2 separate regions of the Mus musculus genome follow, and region 2 is linked to region 1. A link is a loop called in an ENCODE intact Hi-C map of the cell type or tissue named here. Cell type or tissue: left cerebral cortex. All regions are shown on one strand. Links, peaks and the distances in the headings refer to the core of each region. The heading gives the core; the rest is flanking DNA.

The links. A loop is a pair of places that touch in the nucleus more often than their neighbours do. Peaks named below come from ENCODE experiments on the same cell type or tissue, not always from the same donor. Only the 100,000 strongest peaks of a DNase experiment are listed, where the experiment ranks them.
Region 2: it touches region 1 in a loop (16-fold over the local background); 21 of 42 quality-filtered maps call a loop at or near these places.

The regions. Positions count from the first base shown.
Region 1 is chr7:98,360,136-98,367,578 of GRCm38, reverse strand. Tsku (tsukushi, small leucine rich proteoglycan) reads left to right here and starts at 6,291. Exons shown (of 2, transcript NM_001024619.3): 1 at 6,291-6,337. It overlaps Gm44507 (a long non-coding RNA gene), which reads left to right. Exons shown (of 7, transcript XR_001778223.1): 7 at 61-586. In left cerebral cortex, for the core only: no CTCF peak of the experiment used is centred there; no DNase peak of the experiment used is centred there.
Region 2 is chr7:98,423,636-98,431,078 of GRCm38, reverse strand. No RefSeq gene overlaps it. Among named protein-coding and RNA genes, the nearest start is that of Gm39053, 6.1 kb to the left of the region's middle. In left cerebral cortex, for the core only: no CTCF peak of the experiment used is centred there; DNase peaks (open chromatin) are centred at 2,728, 3,531 and 4,286.

The DNA.
Region 1 (7,443 bases), core at 2,036-4,535:
ATGAGATCAGAGGTCTGGAACAGCCTGTGAGAGAGGACTGTTTTCTTTCTCTTTGTTCAGGCCCTGTTCCTGGTGCAAACTGTCCAACAGCATCCACTGAGCTGTGCTCTTCACAGGGGATGCTCTCCCACATCCTGCAGTGAGGCCTCCCCTTCTCTCCTGGCCAGCCTTCCTGACTTGTTTGCATCCCTCTGAGAACATCCCTGCAGCAGTTACCAGATGGATAAGCCTCCCTTTCTGGATCTCGCCTAGTGTTCTTGCCTGTTAACTGTGGGACCCCACATCAAGGGAGTCTTTCAAAAATTATACCCTTATTTCAAAACAAAGTTTCATCTCCAATTCTTGACAGATGGTTTGATGGTTTGAAAGAAATCGACCCCCTCCCCCCCCAGAGGCTTTCACGTATTTGGATGTTTGGTCCCCAGTTGACAGAATTGCTTGCAATAGCCTTTTAGGTTCTAAAAGCCCATGTTATTGCCAGCTAACTAACTCTCTCTCTCTCTCTCTCCCCTCCCCATCATGATGATCATGGACGCTAACATTCTGAACTGTGAGCCCAGATTAAAAGTTTTGTTTATAAGTTGTCTCGGCCATGGTGTTTTGTCACAGCACTAGAAAAGCAATGAAGGCAGAAACATCACTAGCAGGTCCACTCTAAAGAGCTATGTGCCCCCCTTTATTTGAGAATAGTATCATGAGTTCCCTTACAATTTTCTTGGACCCTTTCCTCTAGAGGTGTGCCTCAGTATATTTAACTAGGGTCATCCACCTTTGTCCCCGCATGAGGCAGGCACCTTCTATCCCGTCACATTCACCACTGGGATGTATTATAAAGAGCGAGGTAAATATAATCCCCAGATCCTAAAACAAAAGAAAGACACCCTGCGTTCCTTTGTAATGTGGCTTGGCTGCATTGCACACTCGGAGACCTGCAAATGCGACCCTTATATGACATTTCACCACACACTCTTTTTCCTCAGCCTGTTCTGTCATAATGTTCTAGGTGGTTAGAGGTATCCTATATATATCCAAGCTTTCATGTTCCTTTCTCAAGATCTAAATCTGCAAAAAAAAAAAAAAAAGTCCTGTCACGTGTGTTTAGATAGATTGCCAGGGCCCTCAGAAGGCCAGGACATCCTGGATAGCCCTCCTTCAGTCCACCTCATCCTATCAACCACTCCCTCAGTCCCTTTTCCCAAAGGGGTTCAGCCATCCCCCCATAACCAGAGGGCTCGGATACCCTCGCCTCTTCACACACCCTTTCAAGAAAGAACTCTATAGACCTGACGTGTTCTGCTGCTGCTTCAGGAAGCCTATACCCCCTCCATGAGGTAGCCTGCACTGTCAAGGTCTGTGCCCCCTCCTCATACCTGACCTTGGCCAGATAGAAACAAAAGCGGGCTCATTGAGCCAAGACCTCTCTACTTGTATCAAAGCATTCCAGATCTTCTCCATTGGAGAGGCATCTCCTCTCCATCTCCTCCATCTCTTCTGACCGAAGTCGGCAGACTATATCACTCTTTGTACTATCTGCTGTTCACGTGAGGGAAAAGCCTGCACTTGGTCACTGGCTGAGTGATGGGCTAACATCTGAATCCTATGGGAGGCCCCTCCTGTGGAAGATGCACTTACCCCAAACAGACCTGGGAGGCACCTTAGGGCATGGATCCAGGTAGGGAGAGCCTTAGCTACGTGTTTACATCGATTAACCAGTAGTGATAAAGTCTGCTAATTATACCAAACTGCCCTGTCTCACTCCAGATGTCCTGAGGCTATGTCTAAGTCCTATCCTGGGACCCAGAGGGTCTACTTGGCATAAAGAAGCGATATTGGATTCAAGACTGTCTCTCTCTGAAAAGGGAGAGTTACCTCAATACCTAAAGTCCTGGAGATACTATGGCCAGGGTCTATTCTTGGACTCCGAGGGAGAAGGACTGGCATGACTAACAGATTGTCTGTATACAGACTCTTATTTTTTTTTCTCTCCCTATGGAAGAGCCTTGGGTGACCCTGGATGTGGCAGGACCTTGAATTAATTTCTTAACCAATATGGAAGCCACTTCTGAGTAATTTCCTTTTGGTTTTTGATCCTCCTTATTGAATTGGTGGGTGATTCTTGCAGAGTTAAGCTGCCCCACTTCCCCTCTAGAATGTTCCTTAAAAAATTTTATCTTTTATACACTCAGTATGCCTGAAATGCCTACTACACTCTAAGGGAGAGGCTCGACATTCCCATTAGCTCTTCCCGCCCCTCTTACCCAGGCACACCATTAGACCCTTCTATTTCCCCCAAATCCCTCTGTGGTCCGTTTCCAACTCCTTTCCTAGGGACCTGAAGTTCAAGGATGCCCCTACCTCGTATTTATAAGCATTTGGTCACCAGTGTATTCTGTCCCTGTATCTTCCCTTGTGATATGCCCTTACTGGTAGATGGAAGGCCTGGTACATGCACTGGTTAGTGCAAGACCTTAGAGTCATCAACAAGACTCTGGTCTCTATATGCTGTTGTACCAAGCCTTTACATTCTCTTGGGACAAATTTCCACAGGGAGTTCCTGCTTATCTCCTTCTTCTCAGCTAGCTTCCTTCTTATTACTATTTTTTAAAATAAGTGTCTTGCTTACGGTTTTATTGCTGTGAAGAGGCACCATGACCATGGCAACTCTTATAAAGGAAAACATTTAATTGGGGCTGGCTTACAGTTTCAAAGATTTAGTCCATTATTATCATGGCAGGAAACATGGCAGTGTGTAGGCAAACATGGAGAAGGAGTTCTACACTTTGATTGAATGGCAGTGAAAGGAGATTGTACCACACTGGGCATAACTTGAGCATAGGAGACCTTAAAGCCCACCTCCATGGTGACACAGTTCCTCCAACAAGGCCACACCTACTCCAACAAAGCCACACTCCCTACAGGCCAAGTACCCAAACATGTGAGTGTATGGGGCCATTCCTGTTCAAACCACCACAATGAGCCAGTGAGTTTAATAAAGGTTACTTATGGGGGAGGGGCAAGAATGAGAGGTTATTTATGGGAACATGATTAGTTACCTCCACTGGCCGTATAAAAAAGCCTTTCCCAAGCCGGGCGTGGTGGCGCACGCCTTTAATCCCAGCACTTGGGAGGCAGAGGCAGGTGAATTTCTGAGTCTGAGGCCAGCCTGGTTTACAGAGTGAGTTTCAGGACAGCCAGGGCTACACAGAGAAACCCTGTCTCAAAAAAACAAAAACAAAACAAAAACAAAAACAAAACAAAACCAAAGCCTTTCCCATTGAGACTAAAGACTACGGAGGGCCCAACAGTGCTTGAACATGTAATTTTTCACGTTGTTCTCCCTTTCTCTAAATGGACAGATAACAGCTCAGCTTTTGAAAGACCCACAACGTGAGGACTCCCCCACGTTCTGACTCAGGAGAGGCGACACCCCAAAATCACCAACGAGAAACGGTCTTGCTGCAAATTGCAAGAGGATTTTTATTCAAGAGCGCTCTTGGGCCCACGGTCATACACCACGCAGGGGTAGAGGACTGTGGCGCCCCAGTAGCTGAGTAAGGGGGTATTTAAAGGAAGGAACCACAACTCAAGGAGGTGGGAAGGGCGTTGTTGGAAAATACCGAAAATACCAGTTAAGAGTCACAAGAAAGTACAAAGTCACAAGTGCCAGGTTATCTCTCAAGACAGTTTCTAAGAGCCCCTAACAATCTAAGAGCCCCTAGCAATAGCACCTTTGCATAGTGGGTTCCAGCAATGGTCAGGGTGGGTCAGGGTGACTTTCTTTGAATGAACACTCTTTGAACCCAGGAAGCAGGTGGGTGGAGGAAGGAATGTCGCTATCTGTCTTATGATTAGCATACCTTGGAGCACTGAGTTTATTACTCTTTCACTTTCACTCAAACAAACAACAAAGTGAACAAGCGGAAAAAGAACAACCAAGGGATCAGTGAGGCCCTTCAAATAAAGTGTCTCTTGTATGCTATATACGCACAACCAGCAAGAAAGGCAGAGAGGGCAAAGAAGCTCCTTAGTAATTTAATACAAGAACCTTGACAGTCCTGGCTAACTCTTCTCTCAGTAGCATCCCTAAGGTCTCCTATCACTCTTGAACAGAGACGCCTCAAGCCCATTTCTGGTTCCATGTAGAGGCCGTTTCTTCAGATAGATCTTTCATTAGGCCCTGAAACTCATTATCTTGCCCAGTATGTTACATCTCAGAAACCAGCCATCAAGACCACTAATCATCATCAAGAACATTAAACCAGACTCTTTCCCCACCAATTGAATATGGCCAGTCAAAATTAACCTCGATGGAAGACCACAGAGCTGCTCTCTCTAAAGTCAGCCTCCTCTGGGAATTGAACACTGACCAATCAGAAAGAATCATTATCATTTGCATGGTGGGAACTACATGATGGGAACTCATGATGGGAATTCCATGATGGCTCATCCTAATCCAAGAGGATAGTGGCTGGTGAGATGACACGGTGAGTAAAAGAATTTCCCTTCAGTCCTCGTGACCTGAGTTCCATCCCTGGAACCCACACAGTGGAAGGGCTGGAGGTGAGACTAACACCTCACAAGCTGTCCTCTGACCTCTACAAATATAGGGACATCCTCCAAACCTGGAACAATGAAATAAATGTAATTTTATTTTTAAAAAATAGAAAGATGGTAGCTGCAGACAGGTATTTCTTTTTGACTCCCCATCTCCCTGAATTCTCCCAGTGTGTTCAATAAACCTATTCCCCTTCCCCTACTTTGGTCTAACTATTAATTCTTTCACCAACTCTACATCATTCCTCTTGTATTCCTACTCCATAGGAAGAGGAGTTCAGACTCTGCCCAGGAGGCTCCAAGAAAATTGGTAGTATAGCACTAAATTGTAAGGGTGACCCTGCCCACTTGGATACGATTTCAGACGAGGCCACAGTAAAAAGATTCCCCTAAAGACCTCCTATTCCCAAGGATGATGGATTTTTTTTTTCTTTCCCTCTTTTGGCTTTTTGAAACATTCTTTCTCCAGAGCTAGGCTTTCACACTGACAGTTATCCTGCCTCCCCCTCCTAGGAGACAGGGACCATTGTCCCCTCTCCTCATTAATAGCAGGGTTCAGCCCAGGTGAGTCCCCAGGGCCACATGGTGGAGGGAAGGGAAGGGTCTGAACAACCACTTTCTTCTGAGTGTGAACTTGACTTTGCTGACTGGGAACTTCCTTTTCCTCGGGCAGACACGCACAAGCCCAAGCAAAGATTTCTGTTTTTAAATAATAAGGAAGAAAGAAATGAAAAGACTGTGTGCAACAAGCCTGGGCCACGGCAGGGAAACATGGCTGGAGTTCCCCACCCAGGGGCCCTTTCCAAGGTGGCAAGTTCCTGGGAGGTCCAGAGACAATACCACACTTCCCTCTAACCCTTTACTTCCCTCTGGAGATAGGCACTGTCTGGGTATGTGGATAGAAGTACCTGCAGCAGGCAATTTCTCTCTTCACTCATGTATTTTTTTTCAAACACACACATGTCATATATCATATATATTTGCATATATATATATATATATATATATATATATGCAAATAATTTCGGCAGAAGAGGATGGAAGACTTAAGCCGCTACTACAGAGCAGTTTCCCTTCTTGGAAATCCAGCCAGAAGTTGACTTTCCCTCCAGGAAAAAAAATATGTCTGTTAAGTCTGTTGCTTTCTCCCTCACTTGGTGTCTGCCAGCTTTCCTGCTTTTGCTCTCTCTCTCTTCTGTTCTGCCTTGTCTCTTTTCTCAAACACACCCATTAGTGACTCTGGACCTTTTTTAAAACTTTTTTTTTAAGTGGGGTAGGGGAGAATTTGAGAGAAAAACCCTCACCCACCCATTCTTGCCAACTAATTCTGCTTTCCTACACACACACACACACACACACACACACACACACACACACACTGGCGACCTCCAGATGTTCCCGACCCAGCGGCCATCTGCTGAGATTACTGGGACGCGCAACTGAAGGAAGGCAGAGGGGGCAGGGATCCGGGTTGCAGGAAGCTGGGAGAGGCCTTGTGGAGTAGGAGGGAACCGCGCACTTTTTAGACGCTCCCTAGGGTGGAACCCGTGCTCGGCCGGCGGGGGCAGGGCTGCTAAAACGCCCCCCTAGACTTGCACTTTAACGACGCTCCCTGAGCTTCCTGGCCTGTTGCCGGTGCAGCCACTGGGTGCCGAGCAAGGGGAGCCCGGCGGCGGGCGGGGACGTGGGGCGGGACGAGCGGCGCGGAGAAAAGCGCCGGCCCATGGGCCAACGCCGGGTCGCCTAGGTGAGCGTGCCGAGGCGACAACTGCAGACCTGCCAGGTGGGTGCTGTCGGGAGGCGCAGCGAGATCGGCGCGCATTTGGAGGTTTGGAGCCCGGGACTCCAACCTCACCGCCCCATCCCGTGAGCAGGCCAGCGCGAGGGGCGGGTCCGGGTCCTGCCAAGGCCCCTCAACTTTTCCGGGACACCGAGCCATAGAGTCGGGGGAGCAAGGGTGAGGGCTTTCAGGAGACAAAGGCTCTGCCTGGGGGTCGTGGGCGTGGGCCGGCGCCTCCAGGGTCTTTGTAAGAACACGTGCATCTCACGGTACTGGGTCTTTTGTGGATTTGGGTTCGGAAGCCAGCATCTGCCTTGCCTTTGTGTGTGCGTGGCTTTGCATGGCTATCTCGCTCCAGTGTCCCCGTTTTGCAGCCTTGCGTTTGGTTGTGGGGACCGGTGGGCGCTCCTAGTGTCCGCATACGTGGTCTATGCTTGTCGACGTGTCTGAGTTGAGTATCTGTGGGGTATGTGCGCACTGAGAGCCCTGAAGCTGCCCCGACTCTCTGCTCCCTTTCTGTCCATCGTTTTCCCCCTACTTGGCTTCAAACTTTTCTCTGGGTTCCTCCGGCAACGCCTGTTGGCAGCCCTTCTCTGTCTCACCTCCGGAGGTCCTTTGAGCCGGGAGGGGATGAGATGGATTTGGTGGGTTGGGGGTGATCTGCAGTGCCTGGCGACTGGCCCGGGCCAGGACTGGGCGGAGCGTGCGGGACACCCTCACTGGACCCCAGTGGGAGGAGGGAGGGGACACCGCTGGTCTGGGCTCCGGCCTGAGGCCAGAGACCCGGGAATAGCGTACTGCTGGCAGTAGTCTGCTCTGCGCTCCGGGGACAGAGTGAGTGCGGACTGAGATCAGTCTGTTTGGTGGAGAGACTTGATTGGCTTTGAGTTCCGGCTCTGCTTTAACCCGACCCCAGAGTGAGGGGACGAACCTTCCAATCCAGTAGGTGAGAAAAGCCACGGTTTGTCTGCATCCGGCCTGCTCGCGGCCCCTAGCCCTGATTGGGCTGTGATGAAAAGGGGCTTTCCACACACTAGTTTCCCAAGGGATGGCCAATGGCTCACGTAGGGCACGGGCGTGTTGCAGAGCCCGTTGAGATTCGGTCACTG
Region 2 (7,443 bases), core at 2,114-4,613, 63 kb before region 1:
ATGAGTTAATAGAGAAATGATGTTGCCAGGTAAATGCTTTAGAAGTGTAGTCATGGTCATTGCTTCTTCCAGCAGAGGGCGCCCAGACTGCACTCACTGGCTCCACTAGCATTCCAGTGGGTACATCTGTAGTGAGTCTGGCCTTCCTGGCAGCAGTGTGTTAGCAGCTCTAGAAGGTGAGAGACTCAAGGTGCAGAGAGCCAGGCTAGAGTCCATGGATACAGGACAGAGACAGAAAGCACAGAAACTCAGGGGCACCTGACACTCGCCATGGAATCTCAGGGGAAAATCGTAACATAATTGCCTTCAGTACTTGTTTAAGAACTGAATGGAATGTGTCTCAGATTGAAGCATTTGGAGCCCAGAGAGTTACCCTAGACCACCCAGCAAGCATGAGGTGGGAGGCAAGTTGTCCAGTATCTGAGAAGACTGGGGGATCTGGTTAAAGTAAAGGGGGTCCCTCAGGGGATGGAGGCAGTGGGGAGGAGCTGCTCTGAGGCTGGGGAAGATCCTTGCAGACACAGGATGTGTTGAGAGGACTCATCCTGCCACCTGGGAGAATGTCAGGTGCACACTTCACACCCCATGGTGAGCACCAGATGTAAGTCAGCAGTGTGCAAAAGCAGGGGCTTGGCTTGCACCTCTGGGTGTGAGTGTAACCCTGCCATCCTCAGGGGAGCAAGAGCACTGACTTCTTCTCCCTTTGGGGTTTGTCAGTCACTCCTGCTCCATGCCAGGATTTATCTCAGGCCAAGGGATGAACCTGTGGACTCCATGTCCACAGGTGACACTCTGCAGAAATCAAAGCCAGGCCCTACACAGCTTTAAAAGGCAAATTAAAAAAACCCTGAGAACAGTGGCACACACCTATAATCCCAGGATTTGGGGATGGGATGGGGGCGGGATGGGGTCACCTAGAACTATATAGTGAGACCCACACTGAAGGCTAGGGGTATAGCTCAGTGGTAAAGCACTTGCTAAGCATATTCAAGGCCCTGGACTCAATCCCCAGTGTACACACACACACACACACACACACACTCACACAGAGAGACAGACAGACAGACAGACAGAGACAGAGACAGAGACAGAGAGACATAAAGAGAGAGGTGGGGGAAAGGAGGAAGGGAGAGAGAATTGTCTGTTCTGAGTTGAATGAGTGTCCTGCCCAGAACCCAAAACAGTTACAAGATGTCATGCAGAACTGGTCCCCTGGTTTCTTGGGAGCAGGTCTGAAGATGGAGAAAGACCCTCAATGGGGAAGGCAGTGGCCAGAACCACATGCGTCCTGGTCTAAGGCCAATCCTGTTGGCGCTGCATCATGAGACCACTTCTGTATCTCTACAGCCTCAGTGTGGTTCACTCAAAGCAAGCCAACATCCTCTACACAGGAGGGTCAGCATCTTCTGTCAGTGAGTGACAAAACTCCCAGGCTTGGGCTCACAGGGCCTTTCCTTTGCATTCATCCCTCATGAAGCTCTCCAGCGCATCCTATCCACTAGTCTTGTTTGTTGCAATGCAGCCTCTATGCACATGGGAGATCCAATGGCTCCAACCTCCGGCTCTGCAAGCTGTTTTGATGTCAGTAGACAGGGCAACTGCTGTAATCTGGTGGAGGAGGCTGAGGCACGGCAGGAGTGAGAGCAACTGGCTTGAGAAGGGGATCCCCAATCTGGTGATTCCTGCCCCTCCATTGACATGCAGGTGAACAAGCCATCTGCTAGTTCATCACCATCCACTGCTAAATAACAGAAGCAATCAATGGTGGGCAGGCTGCAGGAGAACTTTCTTCCTGCATAAAGGTGACAGCAAATACATATAAGTAGGAGATACAGAAGCCATGAGCCATAGTGTATGACCAAAAGGAGCCCTGGCAGTGCCCTGGGACATGGGGTGCAAGCATTTGTAGCCTAAACAGCTGTCTATGCCCCCCCCCAGTAACCCAGTAGAGCCAACCTAACATGGTATTTTCAGAAGTTGCAGAGTACATAGTATTGATGCTGTGTTTGCAGGGCTTCCCTGGCTCTGGATGGTGACCCAGGGAGGAAGCAGGGCCTCTGCGCTGATAAACCACCAGCTGCCATCCCTAGAGAGGCAGGCCTGGACCTTCTTCCGGAGGGGATGTGATGTGTCTAACCCCCAAGCTCCTACCGTAACCGCCTCATCCTGACTAATTCTAGCGTGGTCCCGTTGGGATAGCAGGTCTGATGTACTTCATTCTGCTGAGTCTTTCCCAAAGCTGGTCCAGTTGCAGGCTCAGCTGATTCCTCTATAGCCAACTCTTCAAGCCTGGGTTGTCACTGTGGCCAGAGGACAACACGACAGGTGCCAGGCTGATAATTCTGTCCCATGATGACCTGTGACCCCTGGAGCCCAAGTTGCCTCACCTGTGACATAAAAGACAATGGTGCCTTCTTCTCAGGGTGACTATGGTGGTCCCATGGAGTGGTGGGCTCTTGGAACTGTGGATACATAGCAAATGTTACTTTAGATCTAAGTTCTAAAAAAGCTTAGAAGCCAGACTACAAGATGTAGAACCTGCCAGTCTGACGTGTTAGTCAACTCCTAGACCTCAGATGGCTCCAACCGTGTTCTCTCCCTGCTAAATCTTCATCCACACTTGCTTGGAACATCCCAAGAGCCAGGCTGGAGCCAGAGCTGACAACTAAGGTTGGAGTCAGCTCCAAGGCACAGGGGAAGTGATTCTAAGTGGAATGTGGGCAACAGGAGCTGTTCCCATGGGAGCAGAGTGCCAGGCTGTGCCCAGCTGTGGGGAGGTGGTGTGTGGCCGTGTGGGTGTGTGCATGAGTGTGAGTGTATGAGTGTGTATGTATGTGAGCGTGTATATGTGAGTGCATGTGTGTATATGAGTGTGTAGAGTGTATGTGTATGAGTGTTTATATGCCTGTGAGTATGTGTGCACATGTGTGAGAGCATGAGTATGTATGAGTATGTATGTGTTCATGTGTGCGAGTGTGTGTGAGTATACATATTTATGAGTGAGTGTGTGTATGTGAGCGTGTATATGTGAGTGCATGTGTGTATATGAGTGTGTAGAGTGTATGTGTATGAGTGTTTATATGCCTGTATGTGTGCACATGTGTGAGAGCATGAGTATGTATGAGTGTGTATGTGTGTTCATGTGTGCGAGTGTGTGTGAGTATACATATTTATGAGTGAGTGTGTGTATGTGTGTGTGTGTGTGTGTATATATGTATGTATGTTTGTATGTATGTATATGTGTACGTGGCATGTGACGGTACTGCCCACCAGGGCTACTTGGTTTGTGAGTGGACCTGATGTCTACACTTAGGGTTTGGGCGGTGGCCTGCTTTCTGCCATCTGAGTGCCCATTTTGGCTTGCAAAGCCTCCTTTGAGACAGAGGCAGCCAGCTGGACCGGCATGCTTCCCAGAACTAGCCACAAGTAGCTCATGGGATGCGTGCGAGGAGAGGGGGTGGGGACTGGCTCAGAAGAATCCATGTAGCATCAATTCCCAGTCCACAGCCGAAGTGCCATGGGTTAGTGAAATGGGTAGGAACTCAGAAACTCTGTCAAGGGAAGAACTGGGCAGCGGCAGTGAGGAGGAAACAGGAGGCAGAAGCAAGTAGCCATGAGGTCAGAAAAAGATTCACATCAAAGTTGCCGCAGACAGAAAAGAGAGCAGGGTGGAGGGAGACAGAGAGCCACAGGCAGAAACAGAAAGGCAGAGAGGAGGAGAGCTAGATTTTGAGGAAGTTAAGACGGGGAAGTAGATGCTGGAAGGCAGAGGGAGGGAGGGAAAGAGGTCATAAAAAAGAGGAAGGAGGGGGAGGGATGCCCAAAGAGAATGAGAGTTAGGGGAAAGAATGTGAGGTGATAGACCAGGAACAAATAAAAGGATGTGGCTCAGGACTTGTGCTTGGAAAAGACAGAATTTCCAGTGGTCAGCCCTCTCCCATGTCTCAGGCGAGAGTACAGAGGCTCCAAAGCGGCCATCTCCAACATGGCGGCTGCAACCTTTATCCCCTACCCCTGGGCTTAGTGTCAGTCAGGTCTGCAAGGGCTTTCGACTCCATTGCTTTTCAGGGTGGGGTGCCCCGGAGCCCTGTCAGCAGAAAAAGCAAAAGACTGCACCTCTCCTTGAGTTAATCATCCTCTCTTCTCATTCAGTCGTAGACAACCATGCACCCACGGCAAGCACTGGCCCAGCGTGTGGACATCCTCCTTTCTCTGCCTATAGGCTGACAGCTGGTCCTCCTCACACCCCAGGGACAGCTTGAGATGTCAGAAAGTACATGCTCAAAGAACTGTGAGACATGCCAGAAAGAACCAGAAGGTTCCCTGGAACCAGAACCTTCCTGTGGAAGGTTCTCACAGGGCAGAGCTGGATTTCTCTGTGCACTGGAATAAATACTGCTCACAACAGACTATGGGTCCTTGAATAAAATAATGAGACCAGAAGCCCAAACTGTTGGAGAACAGAAGAAGGGAGGGGACATTTAATGAGGCACGGGATATTTACACACCCGCCAAACACCTTCCCAGCAAATGCTTGCTCATTGTGTAAGGGATAGCAAAGACTCCTTTTCCTCCAAAGGTTTGCAGTGCAGAAACCTGGCAAGCCCTTGTCAGGAGATCAAAGAGCATCCAGCCCATTAGAATCGGGACAGGTTGAAGCCTTGTGCAACCGGACAGGAGGCTACGACAGAGCAGTGCCTGGAACATTCCTGCTGAGGAGTCAAATCTGATTCTAGTCATGAAGAGACCCCAGGCAAAGCTGCATCGAAGCATATCCTGCAGGGAACGGGCCTGTCATCTGGGAAAGTATCAAACCCATGGAAGGCAGGGCAGCTCTGCTTCAGTCTGGCTGAGAGGTGGAGCATTGGCTTTAAAGGACTTTACTGGGTCATTTTTAGAAACTCACAAGGAGCCTAAGGAGTGAATGGAGACAGCACAGCCACGCTCAGACACTCATGCTGTGTTATTGTTGTTGTTTGATGGTCCGTTGTGGTTATACAGGGAAATGGCCTTAGTCTGTAGGTTACAATGGGATATTTATTCAGGAAAACATAAACATGCATTCTGCTTGTACATTTGAATACTATTTGTGTGTGTGTACATACAATATAATTTTCAAAAGAGAGTTAGTTTTCCCATAAGAAATACCAAACTTTCCAGAAAGGAATAACCCCTAGTTTATAACTCAGCCTTATCAAAATGAAAGCCTATATGTGAAATAAAATCATGTTTATAGGCTTATGAATGCGAAGACACCCAATAAAATACGCGAGATCTCACAGGCACATGATTCCAGGAGCCTGTTCTCAGGTGAGCCAGCCTTCTGACCCTGTCCCACCCTCCTCCTCACCTTGGGACAAAGGTTTGTGCCAGCCAAGGTGCCATCTTGGATCAACAGTGACTGATCACTGGAAGAGGAGTAGCACACACAGAAGGAGGAGCCTGTGGCCTGGAGCACTTCCTGGAGCACTCATCATTGCTCCTGTACTGTTTGCTCTAAGTTCATCTGTGAGAGGGACAACTCCCTCCACAGGAAAGCAAATTCACAGCCAAACCTAATCCAAGCATTCAACAACAGGGAATTAAGGGAGGAAAAAAATATAGTTCATCTCCTAATGAAGAAATGGATTCAATAAAGTTTGGTGTTTGCTCATGATTCTAAAGATAACTCTTAACAAACTTGAAAGAGACAAAAAATATCTTTGATTTCATAAACAAACACCTACAAAAGCCCCATGAGCAAGCTCTACACTGTGGGTACCCGGAAGATTTGTGGTTTAAATCCTCTTTAGGACGATGAAGGAGATAAGCATTCTGATTGTCATGATTTCTATTGAGTTCTCTCCTGGAGACCCTAACCAGCCCTATAAAATAATGCCAAGAATGAGAAGCAAAGATGTGGAAGGAAAACAAACAAACAAAAACTCATTGTTTGCAGAAGATTTATTGTCTACATAGAAACCATAAATTTACACAAGTAACTAGAACAAGAGTTTTGTGAGATGCATGAGTATAAGACACACATATCAAAACAGGTGCATTGTATCCTGACAACAGAGTTCAGAAGTGTAATTTGAAAAGACTCATTTATAGTAGTCACAGAAGTTAAAGTGGACTTAGAAAAAACATGAATTATTGTTAATTGTCTGCATATGAGGGGCCAGAACCAAGTATAGGATCTCTTGAAGCTAGAGTTACAGATGAGCCACCCAGTATGGGTGCTGGGAACTGAACTCGGGCCCTCTATTAGAGCCATGCATGTTCTTAACCTCTGAGCCATCCATAGCCCCAGTATAAGCTTTTGTTCCCAGTGGATGAGCAAAAGGCCAAGAGACACTCCCCCCCCCCCAGAAAAAAATAAGGTTAGCAGGCCTGTCCAACGAGCTGTTGAGAGGGATCACAGGCCATATGGAAATTCAGAAAACGTGGCTGCTGCAGGGCATAGTAAACACAGCATGGAATGAGAGAGAGCCCAGAAACCAGCTGGGCACATATAGAAACCCAATACATGACAGCTGCACACGGAAGAAGAAGAGAAAAAGCTTCCAAACGACTTGGCACTTGGGTTGTCCTTATGGAAAAGCTGTAACACAAGCCACACTCAACGGCAAACAAAAACCAGTTTCAGATGGATTAAGGTCTTTAACAGGGGCCGGCCCAGAGTTTTGTCAGCTTTTGAAAAAAAGATAAGAACATTCTTCTATGAAGTTGGAGTAGGTTAGAACTCCAGCAAGGCTTTTTAAAATGCACACAGAAAGGGTGCCTGTAATGAACTCAGTTAATGTAGAGATTGGAAACTTAGCTGATGGAAAGGTGTCAGATAGGATCAAAAAACCGCAGGAACGAACGGAGCATGGGCAGACTGTATTTTCCAAAGATAGCAGGGACAACACCTGTCTTAAATGCTTTCCGAGGACCCTGCCACTCACCAGGCAAGAGGGGAAATTTCATAGCTGGTGCCCTGGAACTGCGAAGACGCTGGGGATGGTCTTGAGTGACCAGATGCAGCCAGCACGGTGTCATGTAACTATTGAATTAGGTCATAAAAAGCCACACAGTTCAGTTTCCATCCTCTGTCAACTGTCCCCAAAGTCTCACTCATTCCCCAGCTGGTGGCAATATTTTGGGAGGTTGTGGGGCCATTAAGGATGGGCCTAGCTAGCAGAAGCAGCCCATGGAGGCAGGTCTTTGAGGGGCAGAGGCCCACAGCTCTCTGTTTTCTCTCCAAATGTGCTGTAGGAAGACTGTCACTTGCTCCCAACCCCGTGAGCGCCAAGCCTTCTGGGAATGTGAACCAAGATAAGCCCTCCCTCCCGGTTCTTGTCAGGGGTCAGGGTCACAGCAGTACTTAAGAAGCCGATTGGCCGGGCTGAGCCACGTGATCAGCCCACCCCAGTCAGGTGACACCAGCTGCAGGAAGGCTCAGATCTACACTTCGGAATG